Regions from separate parts of the Homo sapiens genome. Here region 1 is linked to region 2. A link is a loop called in an ENCODE intact Hi-C map of the cell type or tissue named here. Cell type or tissue: heart right ventricle. All regions are shown on one strand.

Region 1 (2,500 bases), 330 kb before region 2:
ATTTTTCTTTTTTCTTTCTTTCTTTTTTTTTTTGGCCGTGATTTAAAGAATGACCTTCTAGAGCCATTTTAGGGAGAGGGTGCTGGTAGCATCTGTATGTACAGATGTACACCCGAGGGCCTGTGGCACAAGTCTGCCATTGTGAGTGGGTGTGGGGAACATATGTGTAGTTGCTTGTGGATAGGTTTGTGGAGTGTGCATGCTTGTGTGGTCAAGCGCAGGCACACAAGTGGGATGTGTGTCCCCGTGGGCAGTTGTGTGTGGGTGCAGATCCGCGTGGGTGGGTGTGGACATGGGTGGTGTGGGCCTGTGTGGAGCCGTGCACAGGCCCATGCATATGGCGCTAAGGGGTCTCAGTCATTTTATCCTCCATGGTTTTGATTACATCTATTTTTCCTCCAAACATCTGCTTTGTGGGGGACATGCCGCTTGCTCTGTTCTCGGGTGAGCTGGCCCCACACACCCTGTGGCGGAGTGCACACACCGATGTAATCTCCTTAAAAAAAACAGGCCAGCATGAGGCCCTTTCATGCTATTGAAAGGGCACTGACTAAACCCACTGCTGTCCAAACGGTCCTGTGGGGGTGAGGGCGGAGGTTAAAGTTTAGCCATTGATCACGTCCCCACCCCACCTCATCTGACACTGGGGTCTGTCCAGAGCTCAACTTGAATGTCCCTAATTTAGCTCCAGTCCCAATAAATAATGCCAAAGGGGTAGTAGTGACTGGGCTTAGATTTCAGCACACATGCACGGGGCACAGCTGTTTGCAGAGACAGACAGTGTCCCGGCCCTCAAGGGGCTGCCAATCTTCAGCAGAGGGTGGGGTGGAAATGGCAGTCCTCAGGCTAGCCAGTGGCACAGGCCATCCTGCTCACCCACAGCCACCAACCCAAGCCCTGAAATGCTCTCGAAATAAGGAAAGTCTGAGAAACTGCCCCAGACTAGAGGAGGCCAAGGAACCATGAGGACTAAGTGTAATCAATGTGTTCTGGGGGGAATGCTGGAACAGTAAAAGGACATTGGGGGAAGCCAGTGAAATCTGAATAAAGTGTGGAGTGTAGTTAATAGTAATATTTAACAAAAAGTGGGCAAAATATTCTAGCAGACACTTCACCCAAGAAGATCTACAGGGAGCAAATAAGCATGAAATATGCTCAACCTCATTACCCACTATGGAAATGCAAATTAAAAGCACAATGAGATACCACTATGTGCCTATCACAGTGGGAATAAGACCTGATGATGCCAAGTTACGGCGATGTATGGAGCACCCGGAACTCCCATCCATCACAGTGCAAACACTTGGGCGGTGTCTTATCTAGTTAAACTAACACTGACCTCATGACCCAGCAATCCCACTCCTAGGTATTTACCCTACAGAAATAATGACTTATTTTAAGAGGAGAGGAACCCAAACCCATAGGCAAATGTCTGCAGCAGCTCTATTCAGAATCACCCCGAAATGGAGACACCCCCAAGTGTCCTTTGACAGGGGAATGGAGACGCAAGCTGTGGTCTATCCAGGCCATGGATCGACTCCACAGTGAAAAGAAAGAACTGTTGACAATGACATGGATGAATCTGAAAGGTGGCCTTAGGGTCTGTAAACAAAGCCAGTCTCAAATTTACATGAAGTGCAACTGCACTCAGCTAGCACATGAATTCTGGGAAAGGCAAAACTACGGGGACTCTAGGCAACAGATCACTGGTTGCCAGGTGTAGGAGGAGGGGGAAGGTTTGTTTACAAAGGGCTTGCACTGGTGTGATGGAACTATTCTGTATCCTGACTGTGGCAGTGAATACATGAATCTATACATGAGTGTGTTAAAACTCATAAAAGTATATACCAAAAAGTTTTTTACAGCTGGGCGTGGTGGCTTGCGCCTGTAATCTTAGCACTTTGAGAGGCAGAGGCGGATGGTGGATCACCTGAGGTCAGGAGTTTGAGACCAGCCTGGCCAACACGGTGAAACCCCATCTCTACTAAAAATACAAAAATTCGTCGGGCATGGTGGCAGCCACCTATAATCCCAGCTACTTGGGAGGGTGAGGCAGGAGAATCGCTTGAACACGGGAGGTGCAGATTACACTGAACTGAGATCATGCCATTGCACTTTAGCCTGGGCAACAAGAGCAAAACTCCATCTCAAAAAAAAAAAAAAAAAATTTACAGCATGTTGTTTTCAAATTTTAAAAAATGTAACTAAAAAGAAAATACAAAATTGTGTTCATATATATAAAACAAAAACTAAATTAAAAGTTTATATGCCTTCACCCAGAAATCTCACTTCTAGGAATTTACTCAATAAATGATGGTAAGCATTCACTAGAGAGAACGTTCATCATGTCATAGTTTAATATGTAGGAAAACCGACAGTAATCAAAATATTCAACAATAGGGGATTGGTTAAATAAAGGATGATATTTCCATAAATGGAAGATCCTTCCTGATAGTCTTTATTCTGCACGTTGTTTCTTTTTTTGAGACAGAGTCTCGCT
Region 2 (2,500 bases):
TGACCTCAAGTGATCTGCCCATTTCGGCCTCCCAAAGTGTTGGGATTACACGTGTGAGCCACCACGCCCAGCTGAAATTCTTAATAATTTTTAAACAAGGGGCCCTGCATTTTTGCTTTGCACTAGGTGTAAATTATGCAGCTGGCCCTGGGCAGGACTCTTTATGGCATGTGACAGTGACTCAACTGAAAGTAGCCAGAGCCAGCAGAAGGCTCAGCTGGATCCCAAAGGCTGCTGCTGTCCCTATTCACCCTTCAGCCCTACCCTCCTCTGTTGGCTCCCTTCTCGGGCAGGCTGTCCCCAGTGGAGCCTGAGGGTAGCCCAGGTCCTCATCCTACCACATTGATGGAAAGAGGGCCGGGTATGTGAGCATGGGTCTCAAGCCCATCTCTGAACCACTCGCCGTGCCTGTGATGTGGATGGCACTGAGTGGCAGCCCAGGTCTTTTGCCTGCTTCTGGCATCGAGGGAGTGGGGCCTCCTCAGCTCCATGGAGAAATAGAAGGGTGGTTACATCCAAGGAGTGGGTTTCTGCAGGGCAGGCAGAAACAATGGAGCGGTCCCTGGGGGGATGGAGGGAGCTCATGAATGTCTTCTCCTGCTACCTCCCTGTCCTTTTTGTCTCAGTAGCTACCTGGTTGCCAGGGTGACCTCCCTGCACTCCCAGCACAGGCCTCCTGAGCATCAGCTCCAAGCTGAACCAGCCCCTGTGGCCATGGTCCCCGTGGCCCAGGTGTGTCCCTCAACCACATTCTGGACTGAAAGATGTTGTGGTGTTTCCATGGAAACCACCCATCTAGGTGGAAACCACCCAGCTTCCATCACCTTCTCATTTCAGGGAGGCTGGGAGAGAAACAGGGAAGTCCAGGCTGCTGTGACAACCACGCTGGGGTTTAAACAGAGCCTCAGTGCAACATGTTGTGAGGAAGCTGGGTGGGTGGGGAAGGATGTGGGAGAGGCAGCTTTCCGCACAGATGCTTCTAGAGAGCCCCTCCTTTCCACACCGTGGGGATCACCCACCCACTGGGGTTGAGAGGTGGACCCGAGATGTCAGATCACCTGGCAGACAGCCCCAGCTATGTGACTCAGGCAAACCACTTAGCTTTTCTGGGCCCTGGTTAAAACTGGGTATAGCCGTGTGGTTTAAATGCCAATAAAGCTTAATAGGTAAAAACCTGGGTTCTGAAATCAGCCAAGCCTGTGTGCAAACCTCACTTCTTCCGCATGTTGGCTGTGTGACTTTGGGCAAGTTAATTAACCTCTCTGGGTTTGTTTTCTGCATCTCTATAATGAGGGAATGGGGTGAATACCTAGGCCATAGGTCTGCTGTGAAGATTCAGTTGAGATAATACATTTAAAGTGCTTACCACAGCACCAGGTACATAACAAACATTTGATAAAAGTTAGCCACTATTAGTGTTGGGATTAATTACTGACAGGAAAGCTTTGTAAATTGCAGAACTCTGTATAAGGGCTTTTTTTTTTTTTTTTTAAATATCATGCTGAGAGCTTTATTGAGAGAAGGGCAGGGAGCGTCATCAGAGGCTGGTTTCCCAGCATTAATTTTTTTTTTTTTTTTTTTTTTTTTTTGAGATGGAGTCTGGCTCTGTCGCCCAGGCTGGAGTGCAGTGGCGTGATCTCGGCTCACTGCAACCTCCACCTCTCGGGTTCAAGCGATTCTTCTGTCTCAGTCTCGCGAGTAGCTGGGACTACAGGCACCTGCCATTCACACCCAGCTAATTTTTGGTATTTTTTTTTAGTAGAGATGGAGTTTCACCATGTTAGCCAGGATGGTCTCGATCTCCTGAGCTCGTAATCTGCCCACCTTGGCCTCCCAAAGTGCTGGAATTACATACGTGAGCCACCATGGCCAGCCCCAGCATTAATTTAACCAAGGGAGCTGGGTGAGGAGCCAGGGCTGCAGGTCCATCTGCAGGATATGGGTTCTCTGAGCACAGCGTTCATTCAAGGACTGCCCATGGGGAGCTGCTGGAAGCTCCACCAACAGGGTTCCCTGGGAGTCAGGCTCTGAAACCCCACCTGGAAGTACCTGTCTCATTTCTCCCAATTCTTCCTTCTCAGGAACCGAGGTGGGAAGGTGTGTGGCCTTCTCCTTGGCATCCCTGCCTTCTAGGGTCCCTCGCCCCCACTGCCTTGACCAGTCCAACCATGCATTTGCCCTGAAAGGTCTCTGGGCAAGGTCCATGTGAGAGGCTAGGTGGAGCCAGGCAGGGGCTGGCTCTCGGAGGCTCCCCTCCCACCCAGGCCTGCTTATCGCCGAGGGAGGCCCTGCCCTCAGCGGGCTCTGGGTTTGCCTCCTTTTGCACAACTGACTTATTTAGAAACCCCTTCTCTGCCTGCTTTGTAAATCAGTGTTTTCTCTGTGGGGTTAGCTGAGAGCAGGTGCTGCTCTCCACCACAAGAAGGAACCCTTAATTCCTGAGCAGGGTGAGGACCAGCATAGGCAAGATGTAGATTTGGGCCAGGCGAGGTGTCTCAGG

What was found. Hi-C counts contacts between places; a loop is a spot of excess contacts. Peaks named below come from ENCODE experiments on the same cell type or tissue, not always from the same donor. Only the 100,000 strongest peaks of a DNase experiment are listed, where the experiment ranks them.
Region 1: it touches region 2 in a loop (5-fold over the local background); 19 of 110 quality-filtered maps call a loop at or near these places.

What each region holds. Positions count from the first base shown.
Region 1 is chr11:44,281,099-44,283,598 of GRCh38, forward strand. All of the region lies in intron 1 of ALX4 (ALX homeobox 4), which reads right to left. Among named protein-coding and RNA genes, the nearest start is that of ALX4, 28 kb to the right of the region's middle. In heart right ventricle, no CTCF peak of the experiment used is centred here; no DNase peak of the experiment used is centred here.
Region 2 is chr11:44,611,062-44,613,561 of GRCh38, forward strand. The region is part of intron 6 of CD82 (CD82 molecule); the gene reads left to right. Among named protein-coding and RNA genes, the nearest start is that of CD82-AS1, 7.0 kb to the left of the region's middle. RefSeq lists silencers at 975-1,054, 1,125-1,174. In heart right ventricle, no CTCF peak of the experiment used is centred here; no DNase peak of the experiment used is centred here; H3K27ac peaks cover 1,335 bases.